3 separate regions of the Mus musculus genome follow, and regions 1 and 3 are each linked to region 2. A link is a loop called in an ENCODE intact Hi-C map of the cell type or tissue named here. Cell type or tissue: left cerebral cortex. All regions are shown on one strand. Links, peaks and the distances in the headings refer to the core of each region. The heading gives the core; the rest is flanking DNA.

Region 1 (10,906 bases), core at 3,779-8,778, 280 kb before region 2:
ACTTCCCAATTTCTGAAGGTAGAAATTTAATTTACATCCAAAACTTCTAAGAAAATTTCTTAACTTCAAATATGACATCACTTCATGTATTTCTCTGGAGGGAATGACTAAGATTCTGACTATGTACCTGTGGGTGAGGATTCCATCTATGTACTTAAGCACATATTTTGTTAAATAAAGGAAGAGGGAATGCCAATGAAGAAAAACTATCTTCTAGTATCCCCATGGGTATCCCAATTATAAGATAAATAAGTTTACCTCCTCAGGGAAGTAAAGACATTCGTAGCTCATTGCCATGCCATCACATGTCAGACCTCAGGATTTCCTGCTTGCTCTCTGTGAGATCTTGCTTTCCTCTCTGGATTAAGAATTACCAGATCAACTTCAACAGTAACCTCTTAATAGAGAAGAATATTAAATTGGCCCTTGTTTTCTATCATTGCTATCAGTGGCAAACAATTTTCAGCTAAGTTTTTTTGTTTCTCAAGGCTCTGTGTCCATTGCTATTGCAGATGAAATAATAATTGCAAGACTGAGGGGAGAGGAGATCAAAGATTAACAGATTCACATTTCAGGCACTGCCCACCATTTAAGGCAACAAACTTACCAAGACTAGAGCACTGAGAATACAATTCTAGAAGAGATAGAGATGTGATTTTCTAACACCTGTCTGGCAATCAGAGTTTATGAAGAAAATACACTAACAACATTCTGGTAAGTCATCACCTGAGTAAAACTGGATCTGAGACTTAAGCTGTTTCATAACAGAGAAAGCAGAATTGCTCCTGAGCAAAGGAAGCACAGCAGCAAGAGACATGTGATTCTAGACATACCCTGATTCTCATGACTGAGCATAAGCTTCACTCATAGAGGCCATTGCCACCTAATCCAAATAGCTATGAAATCTAGTTTTCAAAGTGATCCAGGATTTTTCTTAATCAAGTTTGTTGAGCCTCTAGGACAAGAATCCTAAACAATATTTTCAGAGTTATTAACACTGTACCTATACTCTGCCAAGGTTTGTTTACAAGCTTGTAATGAATATGAAGGAAGTGTCTAGGTTTGTAGAAAAGTGTCTTTCATCTGCGTTATTATTCAGACTTTTTGGAAACTGACACTTTTTTTTTGTTTGTTTGTTTTCCACCTCAAGTGTTTATTTCAGGCAGTGGAATCTAATCCACTAAGCAAGGACAAACACAGCGCACAAAGTACATTAATAATCACGATAGATCAAATTGTATATTGAGTACACATTAACCATAATTTACACATAACTATTCAGTAAGTGCAGAAACACAACTCAGATCCAAAGCAGTCCATTGATGTGTTCTTTAAACCCAGATCGAAAACAGAACACTGTAGGTTGACAGTAACCAGTTCTTTTTTCATTAAATAAACAACTAGTTTTATGGGGGGGGAAATTACAAGAACTCAGCAATGCTGAAGTCTAGTTTGTTTGGTTTGAACGTTACCAGAAAGAGGAAAGTCAATAAGAAAGAAAGGCCTGAGGGAAGAAGGATTGTCAAGCACACGACAGTGTTAAGTAAAAGAGAGGTGTTAAGGGAAAGCAGACTAGAGTGAGGAACAGAGGTCCCTGGCAGTGTGGCCTTGCAGTAGCTCTCAACCAAATTCCCAAGGAACACTTGCTACTGAAACTGACACTTTTATGCACACCGAGATACTTTCTGCACATTCATTACAAACTAGAAATCAAGCCTTGATGGAATATGTGTATAATGTTAGTAGCCCTGAAAAATCTAGTTTAGGATTCTTCTGGTGAAGTGTCAACAAGAATGATTAATGAAAAGCCTGGATAACTTTGAAAACCATGAAAATGAGTCAGGTAAGTGAGATACTAGTAGTAATCATCCGGATAACATTCCCATCTCTAACCAAGAGTCTATTTCTGTCTGTAGCCTTGGTGAGGACATTCAGCAAGAGCTAACACAAAAGTAAACAGTTTGTAGCATCAATTTTCATGGGAGCCACAAAATGTTTTCATCGATTTAAGATGTTCTTTGTTGATAGAGAAGAATATGTGAACATATGAAGTCTCAGAAGACTCCTTTGTTTTCTTTTTCTGGTTACTTAATACTGGTGAAAAAAGTAAGGGCTGATAAGTACACCCGATGAAATGAGTTCTGAAAAAAACTATATCATACGGGACATGCCTGGGTTACAAACATTCAAGTTTGTGTACATAAACTGTTATAAAAATCAGAATGAAAACCTGCTTCAATGCTACTAGCACTACTAAGCTCAGCTAATGACTGGTACATCAGTTCATCCCAGGAAATAAGCATTGTATTTATTCCTTTCTATACATTTTTGCTATTGTGTGATTTCTTTGTTTTATAAGGTGATGCTTTGACCACTGATCAACCAACAAGTCTTGTGATTGTTTGATGTGCTGTTTTTCTTTATATGAAATAAGTGAGTTCTAGGTCAACACCTTTGACTCATGCTGCACTTTATTCATTGCAAAGACATATAATCTTTCAGGACCCTGAGTTTTTTGATAGAATAGCTTATGCACTTCTATCAACAGATCTCAATGTTCACTAATAATTTATATTGGTCTATACCATTAATATTCACAAACCAATGGTTACTTGAAATAGAAAGAAATCATGAAAGTCTAGCCACATGTGACACAATAGGAACATAAGAAATTAGAGGCAAATACTCCACAAGTATACCTGAAAAGCCCAATAAATAACTAGAACTAATGGAGCATGTGAAATGGTTATACACCCAAAATATCACCACCTAGCCAGATATGCCTCTCAGTATCCTGAAACAAGCAAAATTTCTAAATCTCAACTATACTGTATGTAACTCAGATTCCTTCATCTTCACTGATAACCCATTAAGTAATAATATATACCTTATAGGTTTAGAAGGGTCAACTAATTATACATTGTTTTTCTTAGAAATCTAGGATCTATACATTTAAAAAATCACAGTGAATCACTTATTAATTCTAGTGAGAATAACTTGCATGGCAAATGCCAGGTTTTAAGTAACATGAAGCAAGTAGTCCATGCCTACCTCCTCATGCAGAATCCTCGGGATCAGGCAGAAGGGTCTCATCAAATCACTTCTGGTGATATGGCTATAGGGGTTATTTTGGTATCACAGACTGTTGCTGGAGTTTTGGGCAATTCGTGTCTCCTCTACAATTATATAGTGCTTTACTTCAAATCATACAAATTAAAGCACATGGACTGGATTTTGATGCACTTGATTGTGTCCAACTTCTTAACTCTCCTATGTAAAGGTGTTCCACAAGCAATGGCAGCTTTTGGTTTTCAATGTTTCTTCAATGATTTTGAGTGCAAACTACTTTCCTACCTTCATAGGGTGGGAAGAGGCGTGTCATTCGGCAGTGCATGCTTATTGAGTGTCTTCCAGGTCATCACTATCAGCCCAGAGGATGCCATTTGGACAATCTTAAAAAAAAAAGCACCCAAGTGCATCAGCTCTTCCCTATACTTGACTTGGATTCTATCTCTCCTTTTTAGCATTGTTTCCCTTAAGTATATGTCTGCAAAATTGTGCAATGTTAACAACACAAATCTCAAGGACTTGGGTTACTGTTCTTCTCTTTCTTTTGACAAAACTGCTGAAGTACTGCATGCAGCACACGTGATTATCCCTGGTGCTGTGTGCATGTTTTTCATGCTGTGCTCCAGTGGTTCCATGGTTCTCATTTTGCACAGGCACAGGCAGAGGATGGAACATATGATTAGGAGCAATATTTTCCCTAGATCCAGCCATGAGTCCAGAGCAACACAAACCATTCTTCTCCTAGTGAGTACCTTTGTATGTTTCTATACACTCTCCACACTTTTAACTATTTGTTTAAACTTTTTAGTTAATCTTACCTGGCATCTAGTGAGTATCCATGCAATATTCTCAATGTGTTTTGCTTCTGTAAGCCCCTACTTGCTCATGAGACATGGTTCCAGCACATCCATCCATTGCTTTGCTTGGGTAAACTATCAAAAATCCTAAAGGTCATCCTATGTATTCCAAACACTTATGGAATTCTGACATTAATTATCATGCTCAGAGAAATGTTTGTATTCAATAGGAATATTATTATATTTTGTATAACAATATTTAGTGCTAAAGGTATGTGTATGTTTTTGCTTGTTTTTTTTCATATAAGAACAAGTCAGCACATATTTACTGAAATTGTGTTTACTATCCATCAAGAAATACCACTGGAAGACAGCACAGAACATATCAATCACAAGGTATAGAAGGATGCAAATAATTGTGAATTTTAGAAACTGAAATAATGATAACTACAACAATAACAAATTGCTTTCAAACAAAATGCATTTCATATTGGCTTTTCTTTCTGGGGCATGAGTGAAAATGAAAATAAACTGAAATTCTTTCATTGCTCTCCCTATGTTTCATATTAGTGGTGTTAGTTAAAATAACCTTGTAACTAATGCCCACAATATTTCACTTGAGTCCATGCAATATGATTTTGTCTTGCTGGAAATTGGGTGGAAATATGGAGGGTGCTCATCACCATGTGATATATGCTTTATGCCATCCATACAACTTTTTTGTTTGTTTGTTTGTTTGTTTGTTTGTTTGTTTGTTTTTGAGACAGGGTTTCTTTGTGTAGCCCTGGCTGTCCTGAAACTCACTCTATAGACTAGGTTGGTCTCTGCCTCCCAATTGCTGGGATTAAAGGTGTGCACCACCACTGTCCAGCACAACTTTTTTCTATATGTGGATTTTCACTACTTTTAATTGCTTACATAGTGATGTACACATAATTGGAATTTAAATTAAATGCATACTACGGTTGAAAACAGTCAAAATCTAAAATAATTGAATGAGTATCAAAAATGTTAAATTAGGACATGACAAGCTTGAATTCCTTTCCTAGATTAAATTTTCAGTTATTAGTTTGTATCTCTGAAGCATTCATGAATGTCAGTTTTCTTGTTGTTAAGAACATTTCCCAGTAAAAGTACACTGTGCATGGAACTTCAACCTTGGAAATGACTATTCCATTTTCCATCATGCTTTTCCTTGGTTAGAATCAAGATCTCACAGGTGGAGTTGTTACCTGTACTGTGGCTGCAAAGAACTGGGTCTGACAACAACCAAACAAGCATCAGGAAGGAATTTCAGGGATTTTACCTCTCAATACAACTTTCAGCCAAGGATTAATTGTGGCTGTTTGCTACTGATTGTCTTCATAGTACAGTAGATTCCTCTAAATTGAAACATTCTCTCAGGAAGAAGTATGGGGGAGATGAGGTCCCTGGAATCAGGAAGAAGACAATTTTTCCTTGTCTGTGAAAGAAGAAACTTGCAAGGATCGCAAGATCCTCTCTTCAGTGCTATTAAACAATAAGTCAACTGTTGTGGGTGGTGGCTTCTGTTTCTTTCTGCCTAGAGGAAATTGGTAGACAGGTGAGAATTCTAAAAAGCCATAAAAAAGCTTCAGCATGGCCTTTTCAATCTCTGTGTTTCTGTTAGTGATGTAGTTGCTTTTCTTCTCTTCCTGTTACTGTTGTGATGGCTAACAGAATACTTAAAGTTTAAACTTACTTTATGAGAAGCCACAAGGTAAAAACGCTTCCATCATGAAAGTTCCTAGCTTATACAAGGTATAACCTGGCAGCCGATTCCATTTTGTCTCAGACACTGAAGACTATTCGAAAAAATTGTCTGCTATGCTTTTTATTAATTATTTTATTTATTTATATCCCAAATGCTGTATCCTCTCACAAAGTTCGTCTTCCCATCCTCCATCCTCTTTGCCTCTGAGACGGTACCCAACCCTGGTATCCCCCTACCCTAGTTTATCAAGTCTTTACAGGATTAGGTGTATACTCTAGCACTGAGACAAGGCAAGGCAGACCTCTGCAACATATGTACCAGGGTCTATGGTCCAGCCCATGTATGCTCTTGAAAGAAAGATGAAATTTCAAGACCTGTAAGTCATATAAAGTACTCAGAAATTGTGGAAAGCCGCAATATACATGCCGTCACTAGATGGTGCTAAACCTCCATCGTGCCAAACCGATCTCTCAGTTTAGATTGAGCTCATGGTGCACAGCTGCAAGAGCAAAAGCCCGCCTAAAGTCACCAGCCCATTTCCGGGGCACCTGTCCATCTCCCTGGGCACTAGCCCAACCCCTGGGGGCTTTAGCCTATCCCCAGGGGGCATGAGTATCGTGGGTGTAGCTACCGGTCCTAGTTTAGACTCGTCACACCTTAAGGGTATTTAAGCCACACACTTTCTGAGCCTTCTTTGTCTACCTCAATATTTTATGAAGTAAGTTAACCACGGAAGAATCTGGCGTGTCCTGTGTTTATTTCCTGCGGGACGGGGATAAGCTCAGGATAAGAAATTGCTGATTGTTTGTGAGCCTAGAGGCTGCCTGGGGCTGAGAACAAAGAAGAACAAACCCAGGCATGCCCCCATCATTAAAGCATTCCTGGGAACAGCTTGGCCATAAAGATAAAGAGGAATGTCAGGACATAACAGGGCTATCTGAACTGAGTCAACAACCATCTGGCCCGGCACCTCCCTCTGCCCATTGCCCGTTGGCACAGTTTAAAGTCATAAATTAACCAGATACTCTGCTAGCATTAAAAAAAAAAATCCAAATCACAGAACTCTGACACCCTGGCCTGCACGTATTCTTTTGCTGACATGTAATTTTTCTGCTGATGTTTGAATAAGCCAATAGTGTGTCACTATGCTGAATTCCCCACCTCTAAGCCTTTTACCTCATAAAAACTCCTAGCTTTCGAGCCTCAGGGTCAAATCCTCTGTCTCGTGCTTGAGATACTTTTTGACCCGGATCTCTGCCATTAAACTGCCTCGTGTGTTTGCAGAAAGAAGGATTGTCATGTTTCTTTGGGTGTGCTCTCTCTCCTGAGACTAGAGTGGGGGTCCCCGAAAGGAGGTCTTACACTCTTAGGTTGGTGACTTAGTCTCTGGGACTTCCCACAGGTCCAGGTTAGTTTACACTGTTGGTCTTCCTGTGGAGTTGGATCCCCTTCCGTTCCTTCAATCCTTCCATCTGGGTTCCTGATCTCAGGCCAATGCTTGGCTATGAGTATCTGCATCTGTCTCAGTCAGAAGCTGTTTGAGTCTCTCAGGGGACAGCCATGTTACGTTCCTCTGTACAAGCACAATACCGCATCAGTAATAGTGTTAGAGATTATTGCTTGCCCATGAGATGGATCCCAAATTAGGCCTGTCACTGGTCAGCCATTCCATCAGTCTCTGCTTCACTTTTGTCCCTGCAATTCTTTTAGACAGGAACAATTTGGGGTTGGCAATTTTGTTGTTCTACAAAAGAATGGGTCACAAGGATAACTGCTATTTCTGCTTTTGTAATCAAGGTTGCTTACTCTACTAAAGTGTAGCCATATGTTTTTTTTCCCATGTAAGCCCTGGATTGCTATGGCATTTAAAGCTGGGTCTTGGCTTGTTCTGAGAATTAGGCCCTACACCAGGAAACATAAATTTTCACTAGTTTCATTTTGGTGTCAGAGTACAGCTACAACAGTTTTCTATTTTGTGGGATAATTTTAGAAGGGCTGTTTGTTCTTCTTTCTCAGACATGGTGAGTCCCTTTTAGTCTGAAGAAATTAAATAGTGACACTGTTTCTGAAGAAACATGAGCAAATATCTATTTACCCCGGAGAGGAAACAAATTTCAGAACAAAGTTTTAGAATTGTGTTTAGACTATTTTGTGATAGGCTCTTCCTGGGGAACTTAAATACACATAGAAAGCAAACCCACAAAAATCCTTGTATCTTGGAAAACAAATTGATTTTTTTTTAGGACCACTAAAAGAAGTATGGAAAAGGGATTGCTTACAGTGTTGTGGTCTGGAGTCATTCAGTGTTTCACCAATATGACAACAAAAAGCTTTAGAATCCTTCTAAGTCTATGATCACCTTCCTCATGATGGAATGGATATTTCAATTCAGAGGAAACAGTAAAAAACTCATTTCCTTTTTTCTAGCTCTTATTGTATTTCTCCCTTTCTTATTCAGTATAGCAGCAATTTGGAGGAGTGATGTGTGTGAATATATATATATATATATATATATATATATATATATATATACACACATATACACATACACACACACACACACATACTTGTATGTGTGTTTCTGAAGGTCATACAGGAGGAACAACAAACACCTTTAAAACTCAAGGAATATGGCACATTAGTTAGCACAACTAAGATAGGTATGCCTCAGAGGCACATTCTTGAGTACTATGTATCCAGTGGCCTTTGTGTTCTGGAGTTTTTCTCTGCTTGTTTCTTTCACATCCAACTTAATGTAAGAATTATACAAAATCTGTAAGTGGTCTCCATCCCTTCACTGAACATTATCATTGGCAATTACAATAATGATACTTGAAAATTTTCAAGCATTGCTGCAGGAGCAAATTAATGACTCAATCACCACCCCTGTAAAGAACATAGACATGTAGATTGTTAGTAATGGCCATCTCACTTAGTATGCATTTGGAAAGATAAAATTGTTAGTGAAGTTAGTTAGGGTGTTTTTGCTAGTGACTGTGAAATAGAAAATCTTAGGGAGAAATTTGAAGTTCAAAAATGCACACTCTCTTTTTAAAAAAAACTTTTTATTGAAGATTTTATTTATTTATATTTCAAATGTTATCCCCTTTCCTGATTTCCCCGCTGCAAATTCTCCATCCCATCCCTCTCCCCCTGCTTTTATGAGGGTGATCCCACCCACCCACTCACCCACTCCAACCTCACCGCCCTAGTGGTACCTTACACTGGGGCACAAGCCTTTACAGGGCCGAGGACATCCCTTCCCATTGATGCTAGATAAGGCCATCCTCTGCTACATTAGCAACTGGAGCCATGGTCCCTCCATGTGTAGTCTTTGGTGGTTTAGTCCATGGGAACTGTGGGGAAGTCTGTTTGGTTGATATTGTTTTTCTTCCTATGGGGTTGTAAACCCCTTCAGCTTCTTTAGTCCTTCACCTATCTCCCTCATTGTGGTCCCCGTGCTCAGTCCAAGGCTGCAAGCATCCTCATCTGTCTGTAAAGGCTCTGGCAGAGTCTCTCCGGGACATCGATATCAGGCTCCTGTCAGCAAGCACTTGGCATCAGCAATAGTGTCTGGGTCTGATGTCTGCATATGTGATAGATTCCCAAGTGGGGCAGTTTCTGGATGGCCTTTCCTTCAGTCACTGCTCCACTCTTTGTCCCTGTATTTCTTTTAGACGGTAGCAGTTCTGGGTCAAAGTTTTGGAGGTGGGTAGGTGGCCCCATTCCTCAACCTGGAGGCCATGCTGCACCACTGGATGTTGGCAGCGATCCTGTTTGAATATTAGCTGACTTGTCAGCCATAAGTGCTTACTTACAAAGTCTTGGCCTCTGTGGGAAAGTACTAGTCCACCTGAGTACAAATAGACACAGATCTGGAAGTCAGCAGAGAAAAAAATAGCTATCAATCTTGTAGATAGATGCGTAATAACCCTTTCTGCTCTGATCTTCCTGCTGAACTATTTACCCAGTCACTATTCTGTTCCTGGGAATAGGTGCATTACCCAGAGACAAAGCAACCCCCCTACATTCCCCTCCTGTTCCTATGAGTATATAACCTGTGTGGGAAAAATAAAAATTTGTCAGCTTGAACAGAAACTAGTCTTGCTGTCTGTTCTTTGTGTTTCTTTGTGCCCCATTCTCTTCCAGGTGGCCCCTCAAGTCCCTGTTCGACTGTCCTGCTGGTCTGGACAACTGGATATGGTCTCTACAGGTTCTCCCTCCTCTTCATTGGGTATTTCAGCTAATGCCATCACTGTTGGGTCCTGGGAGCCTCTTTCTTTTCTGGTGTCTATGACTTTCTGGTGGCTACCCCAGTTCCCCATCCCCCATTGCTACACACCTCTGTTCAATTTCCTGTGCATTCACAGAGAGCCTCTGTGCATTCCCCCATCCCCTCTTATACCTGATTAGACATCCTTTTCCCCATTTCCCTCTATTTCTCATAAGTCCCTCCCACCCTCTACTTCCGTAATTATTTTGTTCCCTCTTCTAAATAGGACTGAAGCATCCACACATACTCTTAATAGTTGACCTAGAGACATTTTGAGGTCAGGGAACAAAACTATTGGAAGACTAACTAGCACTGGCTAATGTGAATTTTACTGAGACAGGCCTGTCAACTTAGGTGGTAATTAATGTCTTGATACATTTTTGCCTCAGCTTCCTTGTGTGATATATTAAAAGTCGATGATGAGTAGATGTGCATTCTTATGACTTAAAGAAGAAATGACTATTTTTTTATATAAAAGTTTAGATTTGTGATTCATTTAAGATTTTTATAAATCACTTTATAAGTTAAAATTACATAATTGATTCTTTCTTTGTAACTGTAATTTCCTATCTGCTGGCAACAGAAATTGGCAACTGAAAAAGTTACTTTGATTGCTTACACTGTTAGCCTATAACAAGTTATTTAGATATGAATGTACTTGGAGTCTTGAGAAAAATTTGTTTTCTTTACTTCTGCTATGTAATGTGAAAGTATTAGGGAACATACTGTTTTTCACACTTATTCCCTAGAGGAAAAATAAAATGGGCATTTTAATGTACAAAATATATATCACATTGTAATTCTATACTGCTTGCCAGATTTTACTGGTACATATAAGCTGTAGGAAAGAAAAAGCAGTGGCTCGAGCCTACTCGTTGGAGTTTGCTCTATCCACTCATGATGTGAATGTGTATTTGTATGTATGTATGTATGTATGTATGTATGTATGTATGTTTGTATGTGTCTTAGTCAGGGTTTCTATTACTACACAAACATCATGACCAAGAAGCAAGTTGGGGAGGAAAGGGTTTATTT
Region 2 (10,906 bases), core at 3,954-8,953:
CTGGAGAGAGACCTTACATATGTAAGGAATGTGGCAAATCTTTTACTCGATGCTCATATCTTAGAGCACATCAGAAAATTCATACTGGAGAGAAACCTTACAAATGCAAAGACTGTGACATATCCTTTATCCAGATTTCAAATCTGAGAAGACATCAGAGAGTTCATACTGGAGAAAAAAATACCATTGCAACTATTGTGACATAGCATTTATTTGGTGTTCCCTGCTTAAAAATCACAACAGTATAAATAATAGAAACATAAAAATAACAGGCTTTTGAAAGCCTTTAGTTAAGGTTTAAATTTAAAAAAAAAATAAAAGTTTATATTAACATGAAATTCTGTAATTATAACTGTGGAAAAAGCTTTTTATTTATTTTTTTAATGTGTATGTTTGCCAGGCCTGGAAGTATTCTCTGTGCACTACATGTATGCCTGGTGTGGGTAGAAGCCAGAAGAGAGCATCAGATCCCCTGAAGTTGGCAGTACACCTAGTTCTGTGTAGCTATTTATATGTTGGGAATTGGACCTGTTCTCTGTAAGAGCAACCAGTGCTCTTAACCACTGACTTTTCTCTCCCATCCCTGGAAAGAACTATAACAAAAATACTTATGTAACATCTAACCATTCATAATAATGCCAGGCAAGATGGTGTATGACTTTAATTGTAGCACTTAGAAGACACAGACAAGCAGATCACTGAGTCTGGGTTCATCCTGGTCTACATAGTGACTTTCAGGACTGCCAGGATTATATAGACCCTGTCTCAAAAAAATTAAAAATAAAAATAAAAAAATGGTAAATATGAATAACATATGATAACATTAGCAATTAGCAAACATGTATGTAATTAAAGTGTATATCACAAAGTTCATAGTTCTGAGAAACTATGTTAAAGTATATTTTATATAATTCCCATGTCTCTTTGGAAATTACATCTCACACAAATATTTTGAATTGCACAAATGCTTTACAAAATAGTGCTAAAATTGCAGAGATTAAAGAAAATTCATCATGAAGGAAAATGTTTTAATTCTCATCTTTCATTCACTTACAAAATCTTCATAATAGAGTTAACCCTTACAAATATCAAGAAAGAGGCAAACTGTAATGAGATAGGCTGTGCATGTGATAGCTGGAATGCTGACATACAGCTTAGAAATACCTCAAAGGCTAAGGATGCGATGATGCCACACCATCCATCGCAATGCTCTGTACATAGAGGTAGGTGCATCTGTATGAGTTCACACATCTTGGATAGTGAATTGGTACTTTAGGGTACATGGTTCAAGGGCAAGACCATGACATCATTTCTCTTCCAGCAGCCTGTACTAGACCTTGTAATGCTACAAAAGCTAGCCAGTTCGGAGAGTTTCTTGGTAAGTTCAAGATTGTTCTCTGTCTCGAAACCAACGTGTTTGATGTCATCAATAGCACCATGTGCTTAGGACGGCCATGCAAGAGAACTGACAATGACCTGTTTTGTTTGGGGTGCTTCTGTGACCCCCCCCCCCTTGAGGAGTAAGTCCTAAGCAGATAGAAATATCTGGTACAGAGAGCTCCATTTAATAGCCCTGGCATCTGGCAGTAGCATTATTTAACTAAGTGTGACACAGCAGCTCAATGGCTTTAAAATCATATTTCCTATATAACCTGTAAGATAGTGGCGTTTCATAAGGCTTTTTCATAAAGCCTTACTTTGGATAACCCACCCACTCTTCTTTCTTCCTGTCCTCATCTCCAGTTAAACACATTACACATTGTCCAATGCCCCAATCTTTTATAGCACATGTGTCCTGCTCTCCCCTTTGATTACATGTTTTTACATGGGATGCGAAACAGTAAGGTTCCATGTAGTTATTCATGGATCTCTCATTTGAGTGGAGCTTTAGCAGCCCCCTTTCTTCCCCATCACTCCACTATATGTTTAAGTCATTATGTACCCAGTGTTCCCACTCTATTTTCACATCACCTATATTCTAATATCCACCCTCTCTTCCTGAATCCCTCTACGACAGGTGCATTTCTAGCATCTTGGCCTCCACATGAAGTCTCACTAGGACACACAAAACAAAAGTTTGAAGCTACGATGCACATGAGTGGAAATGTGATGTTTGCCTGCTGGGACTAGGCAGCAGCACTCATCATAATTTTCAGAAATGTACTTTTGCTTCCAGATTTCCCAGTTTCATTTTATTAACACCTGAGTAATACACCTTTGTACCTAAGTATCACAGTTTTATTTATGCATGTGTCAGTTGAAAGACATCTGAGTTGATTCCATTGCCTAGATACTGTGAATAAAGGTACAATGAACATGATGGGCAAGTGCTCCTTGGTAAAGATGGAGAGTCCTTGGAGGTTGTGCCCAGAAGTGATTGTTATGCATCAGCTTCTACTGAGATTAAACCTTCCAATTTGGAAGAAGTTCCTTAAAATATAGGATATTAAAACAGAGGTAAATAAATGGATGTTCTTATGGGAGATGATACATTCTATCCTACAAAAAATCACCAGAAACTAAAGGTGATAAAGATGACTTAACAGCTTTAGGAAGTCCCCAAAACTGGCAAAATTCACCAGTGCCCTCCTGCCTCAAGCATATATAATCAGTATGGACTCTGACACTATCAGACAAAATGAGCTTCGCAGAACATGTTCAGACCAGCCATCAAGCAGATCCCAGCCAGTCAAGTTGCCTGAATCAGACAAAACAGGTCAAGCTGTCTGGAGGATGTAGTGAGTGGCCTCAAAGACAAACCTCCCACCTCAGGTGAGCTGCCTGCAAGCTATGCAGTGGTCCCCGGGTTTGCAGCTTCATTAGCCACCACCCTCACAGGGTGAAGCAACTGTTACTCGGTCCTTTTTGTTTCTATCAGTAGCTACTCACCCACACTCTTGTAAGTCACACATTATACTAACTGGTCCGCTGACATTTAGAGATGACTCAGTGGTTAAGAGCACTGTCTGCTTTTTCAGAAGACTCACTCTGAGTTCTCAGCACCCTCACATGGGCACTCAATCTGTAACCTTAACTCCAGGGCATCCAGTGCCCTCTTCTGGACTCTGTGAGCACCAGGAACACACATAGTTCGCCAAAATACATGCAGATGAAACATCAATAGAAAGAAACCACATTGGTGCCCCAAGTTGAACTCTGTTGGTTCCCAACATTGATTTGTCATTGATTCCTCATCTGGGATAAGTATATGTGTGTGTTTGTTTCCACAGGAATAGTGCCACATGTTAGTTATGTCCTGTGACACCCAGACTTCTTTCTTTGTTTGAGAATATATACACTGATTTTCAGAGTGGATTCTCTAGTTCTCACTCCCCAGCAGTATTGGCCTCCTTCCCACATGTGTATGCCAAGAGTCGTTAACATTCCTGATGATGGACACTGTAATTAGGGGAGCATGTTAGCTTAAAGAAATCCTTGTCTGAATTCCACTGATAATTTTACAAACTTTTTTATTTTTGTCTGGGTTTCTTGTGTTTGTTTTACTTCTGTTCTGTTTTTTTTTTTGTACTGTAAAATTTTATAATAATAGTGTAACTACATCATGCTTCATTTCCTTTTCCTACTGCCAAATTCTTGCATATATTCTTTCCTGCTCTCTTTTAAATTCGTGCCTTGTCATTTCATTATTATTGTATGTATAATATGTATGAGTGTATTACGTATAATTTATGTATAACATATATATTCCTAAATCTAACCTTGTCTGTCTGTCTTATACTACTTGTGTATATGTTTCCAATGCTGACCATTTGGCTTTGGATAACTCGTTGGTATTCTCTCCCTGAGGGAGGCTCCTGCTGCCAGCATTGTCAGTTGCCTGTAGTACACTCCATAGGGATTGAGGCCTTGTGGACTTTTCCCCATCCACTTTGGCATGTCCATTGCTGTTGTGCTTGTTCAGCTCTTGTTTGAGCAGTCATGATTTTGAAATTTTATGGATATAGCTCCTAGCATTACTAGGTGAAACAATCTCACAGCAAACTCCTTGATCCTCTGCCTCTTGAATATTAATAGCCCATCTTCAAAAATATTCCTTGAGCCTTAGGTGCATGAGTGTTTTGTAGATATATCCATCATATGTGGGCTCAACAACTCTACATTTTGCAGTTGTAGATTTTTTTGTAGTGGTCTCTCTGTTGGAAGGAAAATTTCCTTACTGAGGGAAGAAAACTATATTTATTTGTGGATATGAGAAAAAATATTTAAATTTTATTAGGAACAAATCTGAATTAGTAAATTGGTGGTGGTTGGTTCTCCTCCAAGATTCGTAACTTCACCAGCAGTGAGAAGTTAGCTAGCTTTCCAGTACCAGTCATAGTTTCCCTGTTGTTATGAATATCTTAAGTCCAATTAGAGAGCTGTTGGTTTTCACCAAGGTGAACTTGCCATTACTGAACCTCTAGAGCTATCCTGACACGGTGATCATCAATGTGGTTCATAGGCATTATAGCTGGGTAGAACTGTTCATGATATTCTTCCTTTAGAGCTTTACATGCTTCTTCTGGTATCACACAAGCTAATTCTCTGAGAGGAGTTTGGTGTATTTTGAGATAGGGTCTGTCTGTATTACTAGCTGGCCTAGATTCCGTATGTAGATCAGGCTGGCCTTGAACATAGACTTGCCCTGTTTCTACCTCATGAGTTCTAGGTTTGAAGGCTTGCATGACCTTGCCCAATGAAGCGTAACTGTTTCTGATTACTTTGTTTGTTGGTATGTTTGTTTGAAGAGACAGGGTCTAACCTTGACTGACTTTGAACTCACAGGATCTGACTGCCTGTCTTCTGAGTCCTTGGGATTAAAGGCTTTCACAACCACTGCCAAGATTTAATGTCTTGACAATTCCAGAAAGTAAGGGCACAACCCACTTGATAGAAATGAGTTAACAAGTAGATCTTATTTCTACTCACATTAAATACTTCTATTGCATAAAATCACTAACTTGAAATAGATGAAGTTCCAGGTGCATATAAGACACCAAATGTAAATAACATGAAATAAATAATATAAACAAGATGATAAGTAGTCTTACACGTGTTCTCGCGACCGGCCAGGAAAGACGCAACAAACCGGAATCTTCTGTGGCAAAAGCTTTATTGCTTACATCTTCAGGAGCAAGAGAGAGAATGGCGAAACCCAGTCCCTTTTAAGGAGAATTATCCTCCGCCTAGGACGTGTCACTCCCTGATTGGCTGCAGCCCATCGGCCGAGTTGTCGTCACGGGGAAGGCAGAGCACATGGAGTGGAGAACTACCCTTGGCACATGCGCAGATTATTTGTTTACCACTTAGAACACAGGATGTCAGCGCCATCTTGTAACGGCGAATGTGAGGGCGGCTCCCCACAAAGTAGCAATGTGACTTAAGCAATTATAAAATGTAACCCTGAAATTAACCCCACAATTAGATCGACAGGATTCTATCAGAACTGCAAAGAAGAGCTAACCGCAAAGCTACTTAACATTTAATACTTCTTGAAACACACACAAAAAACAAGACTTCCTTACTCTAACTATTCCTTTACATTTAACTAAATAATGATCATGGTATGGTGGAATGTCTCCCTCATGGACAAACACACCAATTAATTATCAAACAAAAATCCCACCAGATACTGGTACAACAACAAAAATTCCACACTCATGTGGTCTTTTCAAAGAAACTTGAGCTGGGCATGGTAGCACATACCATTAAACACAGGATTACACAGAAAACCTTGTCTACATTCAATAAATGAATGAATGAGCCCCCATTTCTATTATTAGCTGTTTCATACTCATATGAATATATACACAGAATGTGTGTGTGCATATGGGCATATCTAATACTGCCCACTCTCACCTCCTACCTCTCCACTATCCTGGTCCACAATTCCAACAGTCACTCTACTGTGTTCATCTCTATTCATATTGCTTGTGATCCACTGAGATGAACCAGAGCCATTTGTGAGACTGGGTTTGGAGCTATGTATTGGAACCTGATGTGCTCAGCACAGGATGACAACTAAAGACAGTGAGTGACTCTTCTACAATCTATCCATAGCCAATGTTTGAGAGGTAAGGGGAGCTGTTGTTCCCTTTCCTAGACTGACTGTGGTCTTGTGTGAGGCCAGTGCAGGTAAAGACAGCTGCTATTGGTTACTGATTACAATACTTGTATGGAGTCTAGAGAATGGTGTGTCTTAACCTTTCCCTTATTTTCTAACCACCTCTTCTTCCTTGTTCCCAGAGCTAGAGATGGGGTGGTGTAGCTGACGTTTTTAGGCCTGGGAACACATACTTCACTTATTTTCTGCATCTGCGACAGCCAAGAGGCTGCATTCACCACTCCATTTAAAAAAAAAAAGGAAAACAGAACGTTCTCTTTTTTTCCTCTCAAAGCATCGCTGTCACAGAAGACTTAAATGACAAGACCGCCATCTATTGGGGAAATCAGTACAGCGCGGGATTAATTCACCCCTAGGCTGTTGCAAAGGCCTTACCACTTACTTCTTTTCAAAATCCAAGTTCTTTAAATATCTCTCCCCAAGTTCATATTTCAGTATTTTGTTTTGGCTTTTTAATGTTTGTGTGTTGGGGATGGGACTCTCGCTTCTGAATTTAGTCTATTATTGTTTGGTATGAAATATATAAGCCAGAGGTTGGTAGTCCAGTGGAGACGTTAGGCTGTTTGTCTTTTTTATAATTCACCTTACCCAAATCAGTTCCCCAGTCCCTCGCAGCTTTTCCCCTCCCCGCACCCATTCTCCTCTGAGAAGAGGGATTCCCACCACACCTGTATTCACTAGCGCCCCCCAGCCCCTCCCGCCCAGCACATAATCACTGCAGGACTAAGCATATCCTCTCTGACTAAGGTCAGACAAGGCGACTGGGTTAGGGGAAGGAATCCACAGGCATTCAACTAATTCAGGGACAGCTCTTGCTCCAGTTTTGGTGGTGGTGGGGCGGGGGTGGGAGCTGTCGTTTATCTAAAGGGTTTAGAACCCCGAGTGGGGCTCAGATACCGGGTGGAGCGTCCTTCCAAAAACACTTGTGGTCGGCGCTCTCACAAGAGTGTGTGGAGGCTGTGCAGAGCCGGAGCAGCCTGAAAGCTGGAGCTGTGTGAAAGGCAGCCTGAGACAAAGTGGGAAGGACTGGTCTCTGATGGGGCGCAGATGCTCACCCGGAAACATATTTGGAGATCGGAGATCCGGAAGCACATTGGGAGGATTTTCGACTTAATGGAGATGTGTAGGGGAACTGTGTAGAGTGTGAGGAATTAGGAGAAACACGTGGGTGGAAGCTGGGACGCTAAATTACTGAAGTTTGAGAAGTTTTACCTAGAGCCAAAGCCAGAAGTCGCTTCGACAGGTTTCCCCCGTGCACGCGGTCCTGCACCGTGGGTAATCGCGTGGTGCAGATCTGGGGTCGAAAGATACGGTGGACTTGGGGGAAACTAAAATTCCTGGCTGCCGCGGGTGCCGCGGGTGCCGCGGGGCATCCTGGGAGAGTCAGTCAGCAATCAGCAGCGCAGCTGGAACTGCAGCCAGGCTACCAGAGCTGCTGGGCTAGGAAACAGGAAGGAGCAGTTTCTTTTCTGTTCCTGAGGAAGCTGGCTCTGAAATTCTGCGGTGGATGTCTTCCCTTGTGGATACATTTTAGCTCATATAAAGTGGAGTAATCCTGGTTTTTGTTTGTTTGCTTGTTTTTTGTTTTGATCTTCTGATTACCAAAATATTCTTATTAGAATATTCTAAGAGAATATCAGTTCTCTTTGTTGAGGTGAAACGGACCAAGCTCTTGGAATTTACACTCATCCACGCTAACTCCCAGGGTATATATATATATACTTAGTGACTTGGCATCCCTGTAGAACTTTTAGATATTAGTCATGTCTGAAAAGCACAAGAGGCAATGTACCAGTTTTTAGGTTTTACATATTTTTCTGTTTTCTGTCTGATGCGGATATATGCATTCTGTGTTTGGTGACATGCACCCTTCTTGATCAAGGACTTTTTATCTAACGGACTCTTTACCATTTCCTAATACTCTCTGCTTTGTATGTTAATACTTTTGACTTTTCTGTCACTACTATAGTTATGATCACTAGCCATCTTTACTGAACCCCATATTCATGGCATTTAAAGAAATCTTTCTCAATATTTTTTATCTTTAGATATGAAATCTTTTGTAGAAAATATCTTTTAATATCTGCTGTCATTTTTCTTTTTTGCGTAGTGTAGTCTGTTTACCTGTTTAGTATAGGGAATATTAATTGAAAGAAGTTCATTTGTTATTGTGTAGGAACTTGAGTATGGACACTGACTGGGTAGAACTGGAATCTCTTTATATTATATATCTTTTATATCTTATGAACTTTTTAATATGTGCAGAGCTTTTTAATATGTGCACATTTTCCCTTCCAGCAGATGCTGAGCAAAATAAATAAGCAGAATATACTTATTTATTGATTATATTTTTATTTGCTTTTAAATAGATTCTGGATTTTAGTCCATTATTCTACACTATACTATACCATATATAATATAATATAATAAATATAATATATAGATACTATAAACACATAAAGTAAATATATCTGCTGGATAAGCTATCTCTTCATACTTAATTTTACTATTTCCCTGAATTTTAAATTTTTACATAGTATATTTTGTCAGTCAGTTCTTATATCAAGTGTTGCCTATTTCTGTTAATCTACAGGATTCACTGTTTCAGATCACACATGAAAGTCTGATTCCTTGTATGATAGGAGAAAATTGGACCCAGGTTCATATTTTATATGCCCATAGACACTTTTCCCAGTACCATTGTTTGAAGAGGCTGTCTGGTCTGCAACACATTTGTGGTGTTTCGGTTGCATTCCCATGGTCATTGCTCTTGGGCAGGTTCTGGATTCGCTGCTCTACCGCATTGAGCTGATCTGGAATCGCACTAGGACTACATGAGCATTGTAACATATTCCTGAGGTTTTTCTGTACCCGGGAATTTGTGCATCAATATAAATTCTAGGCTCTCCTTACTGTAACTGTGAAGTATATTGAGGACAGTGTCGTGGAGTTTGAGCTTCCAGATTTCCCAGTACTATGTCTCATTATGTCTGTGTGAGGTATCTTTTCATTTTCTAGTTAGTGTCTTTTTCAGTTCCTTCCACGATTCAAAGTTTTCATTGTACAGACCTTACATACGTTTGGTTAGTTCATTCAGGGATTTTAAATTTTTTGTTTGTTTCTTTGTTCGTTTTTTCTTTTTCTCTCTCTCCCTTTACTAATTTCTATTTTCTGTTCCATTCTTGTTGAAATATCTCTAGAAGAATAACAGTTGCTCAAAACCATTGAATCATCTCTCTAGCGCCCTATTAAGTTTTATTTATATGAGTAATAATGATAGAAAATGATATGAAGCCATTCCTGTTCAGTTTTTTATTGTAGTTTTTTTTTTTTTATTTAGATGATCAAAAACCTTGACTTTACATGGGCATTTACTATTTCTTAATAAGTTTTCTTTTACTACTGTTGTATGTTTGTGTGGATTCCTAAACATAAAATTACAGCCTGCTCAGTCTGTATGTTTTCAAGGATGAACATTTGTTATTGTATAACCCATATGGTATACTCTTTTTTAAAAAAAAATTATTAGATATTTTCTTTATTTACATTTCAGATGTTGTCCCCTTTTCGGTTCTCCCACCCCAGGAAACCCTTCCCCCCTTCCCCTGCTTCTATGAGGGTGTTCCCCCACGCACCCACTCCTGCTTCCCTGCTCGCAAATTCCCCTATACTGGGGTGTCGATCCTTCACAGGACCAAGGGCCTCTCCTCTTATTGATGCCTGACAAGGCCATCCTCTCCTACATATATGACTGGACTGGAGCCAAGGATACTTCCATGTGTACTTCTTGGTTGGTGGTTTAGTCCCTGGGAGCTCTGGGAAGTCTAAATGGCTGATATTATTGTTCTTTCTATGGAGTTGCAAACCCCTTCAGCTCCTTCATTCCTTTTTCTAACTCCTCCATTGGGGACCCCATTCGGGATCCCGTGCTCAGTCCAATGGTTGGCAGTGAACTAGGCCATCTTTTGATACATATGCAGCTAGAGTCAAGAGCTCCGGGGTACTGGTTAGTTCATAATGTTGTTCCACCTATAGGGTTGCAGATCCCTTTAGCTCCTTGGGTTCTTTCTCTAGCTCCTCCATTGGGAGCCCTGTGATCCATCCATTAGCTGACTGTGAGCATCCACTTCTGTGTTTGCTAGGCCCCGGCATAGTCTCACAAGAGATAGCTACATCTGGGTCCTTTCAATACAATCTTGCTAGGGTATGCAATGGTGTCAGCGTTTGGATGCTGATTATGGGGTGGATCCCTGGATATGGCAGTCTCTACATGGTCCATCCTTTCATCTCAGCTCCAAACTTTTCCTCTGGAACTCCTTCCATGGGTGTTTTGTTCCCAATTCTAAGGAGGGGCATAGTGTCCACACTTCAGTCTTCATTCTTCTTGAGTTTCATGTGTTTAGCAAATTGTACCTTATATCTTGGGAATCCTAGGTTTGGGGCTAATATCCACTTATCAGTGAGTACATATTGTGTGGGTTCCTTTGTGAATGTGTTACCTCACTCAGGATGATGCCCTCCAGGTCCATCCATTTGGCTAGGAATTTCATAAATTCATTCTTTTTAATAGCTGAGTAGTACTCCATTGTGTAGATGTACCACATTTTCTGTATCCATTCCTCTGTTGAGGGGCATCTGGGTTCTTTCCAGCTTCTGGCTATTATAAATAAGGCTGCTATGAACATAGTGGAGCATGTGTCCTTCTTACCAGTTGGGGCATCTTCTGGATATATGCCCAGGAGAGGTATTGCTGGATCCTCCGGTAGCACTATGTCCAATTTT
Region 3 (10,906 bases), core at 3,466-8,465, 51 kb after region 2:
CCCACTGTGCATCATTAAGATGGCATCAGAAAATTCATTCTCCTGAGATACATTATGAATGCAAAGAATGTGGTAAGTCCTGTTTTGAATTATCACATCTTAAAAGGCATTGCAGAATCCATACTGCCGAAAAGCCTTACAGATATGAGGTATGTGATACATCTATTACTGTGAATTCAACTCTTAAAACTCATCATAAAATTCATACCAGAGAGAAACCTTACAGATATAGGGAATGTGACAAATCTATTACCAAGTGCTCATATCTTAGAACATATCAGAGAGTTCATACTGGAAAGAGACCGTATAGATGTACAGAATGTGACAAATTTTTTACTAAGCACTCAAATCTTAGACAACATCAGAAAATTCATACTGGAGAGAAACCTCCCAAGTGCAAAGATTGTGATAAATCCTTTCTCCGGATTTCTAGTGTTAGAATACGTCAGAAAATTCATGCTGGAGAGAGACGTTATCGATGTAAGGAATGTGGCAGATCTTTTACCTGGTTCTCAAATCTTAGAGTCCATCAGCGAGTTCATACTGGAGAGAGACCTTACAGATGTAAGGAATGTGGCAAATCTTTTACTACGGGCTCAAATCTTAGAGTCCATCAGAAAATTCATACTGGAGAGAAACCTTACAAATGCAAAGACTGTGACATATCCTTTCTGTGGATTTCAAATCTTAGAACACATCAAAAAATTCATACTGGTGAGAAACCTTACAAATGCCAGGAATGTAACAAATCTTTCACAAGGTGCTCATATCTTAGAGACCATCAGAAAATTCATACTGGAGAGAAACTTTACAAATGCAAAGACTGTGACATATCATTTATGTGGATATCAAGTCTTAGAAGACATCAGAAAATTCATACTGGAGAGAAACCTTACAAATGTAGAGGATGTGAGAAATCCTTTACTCAGTGTTCAACTCTAAGAGACCATCAGAAAATTCATACTGGAGAGAAACCTTACAAATGCAAAGACTGTGGCATATCCTTTTTGTGGATTTCAAGTCTTAGAAGACATCAGAAAATTCACACTGGAGAGAAACCTTACAAATGCAAAGACTGTGACATATCCTTTCTGTGGATTTCGAATCTTAGAACACATCAGAAAATTCATACTGGAGAGAAACCTTACAAATGTCAAGAATGTAACAAATCTTTTACTAGGTGCTCCTATCTTAGAGTCCATCAGAGAACTCATTCTGGAGAGAAACTTTACAAATGCGAAAACTGTGACGTATCCTTTATGTGGATTTCGAATCTGAGAAGACATCAGAAAATTCATACAGGAGGAAAACATTCCCTTGTAAATAATGTGACATAACATATATCTGGTATTCTCTGCTTGCAAATCAAATGAGATAAGTGATTGCAACATAAAGATAACATAACTAGATGGTTAAAGCCTTTAATGAGGATTGAAATCTTACAAAATGAATCAGAGTTTATATTAAAATAAAATTCTGCAAATGTAACTGTGGGGAAAGCTTTTTATTTCTTTTAATATGTATGCCTGGCCTGTAAGTATTTCTGTGTACTACATGTATGCCTGGCGCACGTATAAGCCAAAAGAGAGCATCAGATCCCCTGAAGTTGGCATTATATACAGTTGTGTGTAGCTGTTTATATGTTGGGAATTGAACTCTTATCCTCTGGAATTGCAGCCAGTGCTCTTAACTACTGAGCCTTCTCTGCCATCCCTGAGAAAAGCTATAACAAAAACATATAGCTTATTCAACATCCAACCATTCATAATAATGACAGGTAAAATGGTACATGCCTTTAATCACAGCACACAGAAGACAGAGATCACTGTGAATCCAGTTCCAGGACTTCCCGAACTACATAGACCCTTTCTCAGAAAAAAAAAAAAATCATAGTAAGGACAACATGCAATAATGTTAAAATTTTGACAAAGATATGCAATTGTACTATACATCATATAGTTCATACTTCTGATAAACCATGTAAAGGTTTCTTTCTCTCTTTTCCTTCCTTCCTTTCTTTCTCTTTCTCCCTTCCTTCCTTTCTTTTTTTCCCTTCCCTCCTTCTTTCTGCCTGCTCTCTCTCTTTGAATATAGACACTGATTTTTCAAAGTTGATTTGTTGGTTTTCATTCCCTCAGCAGTATTTGACCACTTGTTTTATGCCAACAGGAATTATCATTTCTAGTCCTGATGATGGATGGCCACTGTAGCTATGGCAGCATGGTAGCTTATAGGAGTTCTTTTATATATTTCACTGATAAGTTTACAAACTGTTTTGTTTATTTTAGTTTTTCTTTAGGTTTGTTGAAATATTTTTCCTTCATTTATTTTATCTTTTCTGCTTTTTTTGTACTGTAAAATTTTAAGATATTAGTGTAAATACAAAATGTTTCCATTCCCTTTCCTACTGACAAATTTTCCCATATATTCTTCCCTGCTTTCTTTTAAGGTCATGGCTTCTCGTTTTATTAATTGTGATTGTATGCATAATATGTATGTATGTATGTATAAGATATGTATTGCTGGGGTTCAGGAGTTGTCCCACAAACCACATGAACACCAATCTCAGTCAGACATGTACAGTTTATTGTACACAATTAAACTGATCATCGTGGCAAAAGTTTCAGACTGGAGAGCTGAAATCTGCGTGTCTGTACATTATCCAGGCTCACTTTATATAAAGAAAAAAACATAATGAGCTCATAAGCAGATACAGGGTATCTGTAGGGTGATCAGTCTTTTTTCTGCTTGTCTTTAGTAACTCAGGCATAACAGTTCAAGTTGACCTTTTTTTTCTTGACCCTGAGTGAAGGCTCCATGCAGCTGTGGAACCTTCCAAGGAGAGCAGTTCTCAAAATATGATGACAAACCTCTGACCATAGCAGGATGTATGGTCAACTTGACCTCACTCAGAGCCAAATTATCTGTTCTGTGTCTTATAGTCAGGCTGCTCTCTTTTTTAGTCTTAGGAATATGGCAGGCCTGAAGCAAAATGCCTATAGTTATTTATAAGAAGTAATGCCAGGGAACCAGTTTAGAGAAACAGACTTCAACATGTATAATTAATATACATATATATTCTTAAATCTGACCTCTTCTGTCTGTCTTATGCTACTTGTGTATATGTTTCCAATGCTGACCATTTGGTTTGGATAACTAGTTGGTATGCTCTCCCCGAGGGAGACTCCTGTTCCCAGCATTGTCAGTTGCCTGTAGTACACTCTGTAGAAATTGAGCTCAGCCTTGTGGGCTTTTCCCATCCACCTTGGCATGTCCATTGTTGTTGTGCTTGTTCGGCTCTTGTTTGGACAGTTGTGTGGCTGAGATTTTATGGATAAGCTCCTGGCATTACTAGGAGAAACAGCCTCACAGCAAACTTCCTGGTCTTCTGCCTCGTGATTATTGATACCCATCTTCAAAAATATTCCTTGAGCCTTAGATGCATAAGTGTTTTGTAGATGTATCCATTAGGCATGGGCTTCACAACTCTACATTTTGATTTGTTGTGGATTTTTTTTTTGTAGTGGTCTCTGTTGAAAGAGAAGTTTCTTTGATGAGGGAAGAAGCCTACATTTATTTGTTGGTACAAGGAAAAGATGTTTAGATTTTTATTAGGGATTATGCTGCTTTAGTAAAGTGGTGGTTGTTGGTCTCCTGTAAGATTCCTGATTTCACCAGCACTGAGTAGGTAGCTATGTTTCCAGTACCAGTCATGGTTTTCTTTTGTTAAGAGTGTTTTAAATCCAACTAGAGAGCTGTTGTTTACCACCAACATGAGTTTGTTGTTACTGCACCCTTAGAGTTGTCCTGCCAAGATGATTGTTGATTTGGTTTATCGGCATCATAACTGAGTAAGACTGTTGGTTAGATTCTTGCTTTGGAAGCTTGCAGGCTGATTCTGGGTTCATACAAGCTCCTCCTCAGGGAAGAGTCTGTTTTATTTTGAGGCAGGATCTCTCTGTGTATTGCAAGATGTCCTAGATTCTCTATTTAGACGAGGGGGGCCTTGAACACAGAGTTCCCCTGTTCCTGCCTTCTGAGTGCTTGGTTTGAAGGCTTACAAGACCTTGCCTGACTATACATACTGTTTTCTTATGTGTTTGATTGGCTTGTTGGTTTGTTTGTTTGTAGAGACAGGGTTTCAATTGTGTAACTTTGGCTGATGTGGAACTCACAGAGACCTCCTGAGTGCCTGAATTAAAGGCATATGCCACCACTGCCCAGCTCATAAGGTTCTGATAGTTACGCAAGGTAAAGGCTCAACTAACTTGATAGAAATGTGCTAATAAGATCTTCTGTTTACTGATATTAAAGACTTCTATTTTACTAAATAGAATACTCTAATTGAAATGATGTATATAACATGCCAAATATAAACAATGTGAAATAAATAATATAAATAAAACTAAGAGAAACAATGGGACTGAAGCAATTATAAGATGCCATCCTTAAAAGAACTCCATGAGTAGAATGACAGGAGTCTATCAGAACTCCAAAGAACTAACAACAAATCAGCTTAACACTTAATATTTCTTGACACACACACAACAATCAAGACTCTTAAACTCTATTACCTGATAGTAAACGAGATACTGAACCTGCCATGGTGGAGTATGCCTTGAATCAATCCTAGCATTCCAGAGGCAGGGAACGCTAATCTCAGTGACTTCCAGGCCAGCATGTCTCAAAAAACAAAAATCCCACCACATAGTGATACAACCAAAAAGAAATCTCACACTGGTGTTAAAATTAAACAATTGATCTGGTCACATTAGCACCGTTTTTTTGTTTTGTTTTGTTTTGTATTGTTTTGTTTTGTTTTTGTTTTTTTGAGACAGGGTTTCTCTGTTTAGCCCTGGCTGTCCTAGAACTCACTTTGTAGACCAGGCAGGCCTCTAACTCAGAAATCCACCTGCCTCTGCCTCCCGAGTGCTAGGATCAAAGGTGTGCGCCACCACACCCGGCTTAGCACCAGCTTTTAAACACAGGTACACACAGAGAAACTCTGTCTATAATGAATGGATGAATAAATACCCCCCCCCCTTTTCTATTATTAGATATATCACAAACACAGACACACACACATGACAGCATTGTGTGTTTCTGTGCCCACTTCAAATACTGCCACTCTCACCTCCTACCTCTTCACTATGGTCCACAGTTCCAACAGTCACTCTACTGTGTTCATCTCCATTCATTTTTGCCTGGGATCACTGAGATGAACCAGAGTCATTTGTGAGACCTTGCTGGAGTCTGATGTGCTCAGTATAGGATGACAACTAAAGGCAGTGATTCTTCTACACTCTATCCATAGCCAACATATAGAGAGCTGTTCCACTTCCTAGACTGACTGTGGTCTTGTGTGAGGCCAGTGCAGGGAAGGACAGTTGCTGTTGGTTACTGATTACAATAGTTGTATGGGATCTAGAGGATGGTGTGTCTTAGCCCTTTTCCCTCTTTCCCTTATTTCCTAACCTACTCTTCTTCCTCAGTGTTCCCAGAGCTGGAGTTGTTATAGAGTAACAGACTTTTTTATGACTAGAACCACGTACTTTACTTTTTTTTTTTTTTTTTTTTTTTTGCGACTGGGCTAGCCAAGAGTCTGCATCCACCAGAAATCTGTCATGAGAAAAGAGCCTCGTGAATGACTCACAGAAGACAAATGCCTTTCTGAGTTAGTAAAATGACATCTAGTGGTGAAAGCAGTACAGTGCGGGATGACTTCAGCCCTATGCTGATGACAAAACGATGACTACTGACTTCTTTAGACACCTTTCTTTTTTTTTTTCAAAATCCAAGTTCTTTGAATGTCTGTACCATAGTCAAATTTTCAGAATTTGGTATTGGCTTCCTATGTTTGTGTGTTGGGAATGGGACTCTGGCTTCTCAAGTTAGCCTGTTATTGTTTGGTATGAAGTATGTGTCCTAGAGGCTAGTTTTAGGCTATTTTGCATCTAAAGGATTCAGTACCCAGGATGGGGATCAGATACCGGGGTGCAGCGTCCTATTAGGCCCAGTTCTGGTCTAGGCAGACAGTGGCCACTGGGAGGCTGTGCATAGCGGGTCCGAAGCAGCCTGACAGCTGGAGCTGTATGGCAGGAAGCCTGAGACAAAGTGGGAGGGACGTGTTCGCGGGGCAGGGATATTCACCCAGAAACATGGTGGAAGGTTGTTAGACATTAGGTGGGGGTGGAAAACATAGTGTTCCGAGTGGGAGGAGTATTCCCAGTGGGAGGAGTTAGGGCAGTGACGTGAACGGAAGCTGGAAACTGGGTGTGGGAGGCTGGAAACGTGGGACGAAGAACCAGAAGTGTCAAGGACCTGTCAGGTCCAGAGCTCGCGGCCCTGCCCCGTGGGGAATCGCGTGGTTCAGACCTGGGGTCAGAGGACACAGAGGACTTCGTGGGAAGCTAAAACTCCAGGCAGCCGCGGGTGCCTTGCGGGGCATCCTGGAGGAATCAGCAATCAGTCGCAAAGCGGCGAGAACCGGAGCCAGGCGGCCCTGGAACCGCCCAGGTCAGAGGAGCTGTGGGGTTGGAAAAGGGCGGGAAGGGAACAGGGTGTGATCGGTTTGTCTTCTGCTTCTAAGGAACCTGGCTCGGGAATTCTGCTGTAGATGTCTTTCTTCCCTTGTCGAGAACTTTTAGCTCACATAAATCGGACTAATCCTGTTTTTTTTTTTTTTTTTTTTTAAATTGACTTCTGAATGCCAAATGTTCCTATTAGAATACTGTAGTAGAATATTTGAATTTATGTATTGATTTTTGAAAACCAATTCTGTTTGTTCAGGTTAAAAGGAAAAAGCTCTTGAAATTTACATTCATTCACTCTAACTGGCCTGTTTTACCAGGAGACTTACAGTGACTTGGCATCCCCGGATATCTTTTAGATACTATATATAAAGGAGTGGTTGCAAATAATCTGAAAGAATATTTTATTTTTGCAAATTACATAGGTATGGTTGTGAACATTAACATTTATAAGTAAACTTTTATTTCTCATTATTAATTTATTTACTTTACACTTCTATCGCAAACACCACCCCTCCCCCCACTTCCTCTCCTCCCAGTCCATTCCTCCTGCTTCTCCTCCACCAATTTCCTCCTCCATTTCTCCTCAGAGAAGGGGAGGAGTCCAGTGGCTCAGCCAGTCTAGTTGCAGTAGGACTAGGCTTATCTACCATTGAGGCTAGACAAGACTGCCCAGTTGGAAAAGGAATCCAAAGGCAGACAACAGAGTCAGAGACAGGCTCTGCTCCAGTTGTTACAGGGCCCACATGACAACTAAGCTGCACATCTGTTACAGTTCACAGTTAGAAAGGACATTATAAGCACAAATCTTTAATCCCTATCTTGGGAAACAGGCAGGTAGGTCTAGAAGATCCTTGTCATCCTGGTATACAGACATGGTTTAAGGACAGTCAGGGCTATGGAGAAATCCCGTCTATTGGAAACGGGAGAAGAAAAATGAAAACACGAATGAAACGTATTGTTGTAAACTATAAAACTATAAAGCGTCTTTTGAAAAATTAACTCTTCTATATTAGAAAAATGTCAATAGTAGTCTTTTGTCTCCTTTCTAGTAAAGGACTCTATGGACATACAACCAAACTGTAATTTTTTAGTTCTTTTGTTTGCTGTGTTTGATCCCTGAGCCCATTCTGTTGCTACATCTGGACTAAACTCACCTTGTAGACCAGGCTGGAGTGGAAGTCACTGAGTTCCACCCAACTCTGTCTCCTGAGTGCTAGGATTAAAGGTGTGAACCAAGACAAATATTTTTACTGCTGTTTTGTACTTTGTGGTCAGTTCACAGCCACTGGTGTGACTGTGGACTTCTTCAAGAAGGAGGGGCAATGTCAGGACCATGCTGGGGAGGCTTTGTACAGAGACTGGATGTTGCAGAATTACAGCCGTCTGGTTTGTATGGGTGAGAATAGTTTGCTTCCAGCCTCCCTTGCTCCTCCTCAGGGTTTTTGGTGTTTTATTTTGCAAGCTTTTGGGGGTATAAGGATTTTTAATCCCTTTGGGGGTATAAGGCGTCCATCATTTTTAGTCCAGGATAAATAACGACCTCCCTAGTATATAATATTCTCATCCATATCATTCCATTTCATTTTTGCCCACCAGCTTTCACTGATCTATAAATAGAAGTGAGGTTCAACTTATGCTAACCAAAAATGCTTTCTAAATATTTTCAATATTCTGAAACTGCATGAGAATTGGGGGGGATCATTGTGCAATCCTCTCTTAACCTACTGATCACAGTACTATGTTACAAATCCAGGTGCTTTTTGAAGAATCACTTTCTCATGTACAGGGTTCGCTGATCACCCAGACCTGCTTATCTGTGGAAACCTAGAAGGTGGAGAGGGAGAACACAGTAGCTAAGGATCCAGGTATGTTGGAGGATTGGTGAAGGGATGGTAAGGGATTCAAGTGAATGTGGAAGTGGGACATGAAATCAGTTTTGCCGCCTTCTGTTTCACTAGAAATAGTTCTGGAGACTTCCACTGACAAAAATCTCTTCAGGATTATCCTATTGTAGAAGTGAGAAGACTTTGTTCAGAAGAACTGATGCTAGGTGGCAATACGATTTTACTTGACTGTGCGTGTGAGTGATGCTGTCCTTATTCCACGCATATCACTGATCTACATACCAATATTAAATGATTTTCATTTCAATGATTTTCATATGTTATAAAATTATAAATTAAGACCTCCAGATGTAATGTTTAATAATTTTTGGATCTTTTATTATTCTAACACCTTCTTTAATTTTTAGTGTCAATTTCACCATTCCTGGAAATAATGCCAACAGAGTTTTGATGAGAATCAGGCACCATATTTGCAGACATGTAAACACAGTCCATCCTGTCTTCCCATGGATATCTCCTATTGTCTGTTGTCATGACAATTCCAAGTGGTTTCCATTGCTGTGATTGTAATATACTGTGAGATCACCTCTAGGTGTGATCCTCTTCGTATTTTCCAGCTCTGTGCTGCTCCTTGGTACTTTCAGGATTACTTTCTGTAAAATATGCAAATAAGATTTTAATAGGAATTACTCGGCATCTCCTCAGTTGTCTTCTCATGTTTGAGAAGCACATGGTCAGTGTGCCTGTTTTCACATGTTTTATGTAGTCTGTTACAGATGTCTGCATTCTAGGTTTTGTGATCTGCACCCATGTTGGTCAAGGACTTTCTATCTAATGGACCATTTGCTAGTACTCTTATTTTGTATATTAATACTTTTGTCTTAATTTTCTGTCACTAGTATAATTATGATCATCAGTCTTTACTGAACTCCAAATTCATAGTATTTAAAAAAGATTCTTTCTCAGTGTTTTGTATCTGTCAATATGAAATGAATTTTTGGTAGAAAACATATTTTTAACCTTAGCTTTCATTTTGTGGAGTTTTTTGGTTGTTACCTTTTTTTCTTTTTTTTCTGAAATGCTGTTTAAATTTTTGGCTTAGAGATTATTATCCATGTACATTTCATTAAATTACTGAAACAAGTGCATTTGTTATTATTTAGGAACTTCTGAGTGGACACTGACAATGCAAAATTGGAACCTCTGTATAGCAAATTTGCATTTTCTTATGACCTGAAATGTAGAGCTTTTTATTATGTACATATTGAACATTTCATCTGCTCTTGAGTATGGTCTGTTCAACTAATTTGCATATTTATTAATTATATTATTGTTTCCTTCCTTTATAATTTTTAATAGGTTTTATATTTCTATCCATTATACTGTAGAAACCTAATATATTTATCTACTGGAGAGTTTGTCTCTTCAAGCTTTATAATTCTCAGTATTACGCTGGATATTTTAATTGTACACAGTACTATTTGTCAGTTCCTGCTCTTGTATCAAGTGTCATTACCTTGTTATTCTGCAGGATTCACTGTTTCAGATCCTACATGAAGGTCTTTGATTCTTTGTATGGTAGGAGAGACTTGGACCCATGTTCATGTTTTTATATGCAGATAGATACTTTTCCCAGTACTACTGTGTGAAGAGGCTGTCTAGTCTGCAACACATGTTTATGATATTTTGGTGACATTCACCTGGTCATTGCTACTGGACAGGTTCTGGATCTGCTGCACTTTTGCATTGATCATTTGGAATCACATTGGAATTGCTCAAGCATTGTACTATTTTCCATTTAGATATTTATGTCATATGTATATGAGTATTTTGCTTGCATCATATCTATTCTAGACCTGGAGTTATGGGCAGTTGGGAACCATGTATTGATCCTAGTTATGGAACTTGGATTTCTACAAAACAGTAAACAGTGAAAGTACTGAGCCATCTCTCTATCCCTATATTAAGTGTAATTTTTGTGCATAGGAATAAGAGAAAATGGTCTAAAGCCTTCTAATCATTTTTATGTGGTATGTACACATTTTTCAATTTAAACATACATTTATTATTTTAAATAATTTTTCCTTTAAATATTGTTGTATGTTTGTGTGGATTCTCAAACATAAAAATACACCCTACTCAATCTGTATGTTTTCAGGGGTGAACATTTGATATTGGATGTTCTATTCTCTGGGAAAGGCTATTTCTCCAACTAATTCTCCACTGAATTCCTTAGTGTTTGACTAGGGTTGAGGCCGAGTGAGTTTTCTCCATTCCATATAGCATGTTTCTTGGTGTTGTCAGCTCATGTTTAGACAATCTCAGAGCCAACATCCTGTTCCTCTGGCCCTTAAAATATCTTCCTTCTTTTTTTTTTCCCCCTATTTTTTTCTTGGATATTTTCCTTATTTACATTTCAAATGTTTTCCCCTTTCCAAGTCTCCCCTTCGGGAACCCCCTATCCTATCCCCCTGCCTCTATGAGGGGGCTCCCCCAACCAACCAACCACTCCTGCCTCACCACCCTGGC

Evidence for each region. Hi-C counts contacts between places; a loop is a spot of excess contacts. Peaks named below come from ENCODE experiments on the same cell type or tissue, not always from the same donor. Only the 100,000 strongest peaks of a DNase experiment are listed, where the experiment ranks them.
Region 1: a loop joins it to region 2, with 8 times the contacts of the local background. A loop is called at or near these places in 6 of 42 quality-filtered maps.
Region 3: a loop joins it to region 2, with 6 times the contacts of the local background. A loop is called at or near these places in 2 of 42 quality-filtered maps.

The regions. Positions count from the first base shown.
Region 1 is chr17:21,225,799-21,236,704 of GRCm38, forward strand. It overlaps Vmn1r234 (vomeronasal 1 receptor 234), which reads left to right and starts at 3,028. Exons shown (of 1, transcript NM_134198.2): 1 at 3,028-4,018. The coding sequence starts at 3,028. The coding sequence ends at 4,017. It also overlaps the pseudogene Vmn1r-ps147. In left cerebral cortex, for the core only: a CTCF peak has its summit at 6,017 (motif pointing right); a DNase peak (open chromatin) is centred at 6,034.
Region 2 is chr17:21,509,460-21,520,365 of GRCm38, forward strand. Zfp53 (zinc finger protein 53) reads left to right here. Exons shown (of 5, transcript NM_013843.3): 5 at 1-1,018. The coding sequence ends at 206. Among named protein-coding and RNA genes, the nearest start is that of Zfp52, 21 kb to the right of the region's middle. In left cerebral cortex, for the core only: a CTCF peak has its summit at 6,441 (motif pointing left); DNase peaks (open chromatin) are centred at 6,438, 7,227 and 7,481; H3K4me3 peaks cover 1,417 bases; H3K27ac peaks cover 2,029 bases.
Region 3 is chr17:21,560,730-21,571,635 of GRCm38, forward strand. It overlaps Zfp948 (zinc finger protein 948), which reads left to right and starts at 6,249. Exons shown (of 6, transcript NM_001002008.2): 1 at 6,249-6,516; 2 at 8,320-8,398. It overlaps Zfp52 (zinc finger protein 52), which reads left to right. Exons shown (of 5, transcript NM_144515.2): 5 at 1-1,872. The coding sequence ends at 1,337. In left cerebral cortex, for the core only: a CTCF peak has its summit at 5,722; DNase peaks (open chromatin) are centred at 5,704, 6,213 and 7,132; H3K4me3 peaks cover 1,690 bases; H3K27ac peaks cover 1,356 bases.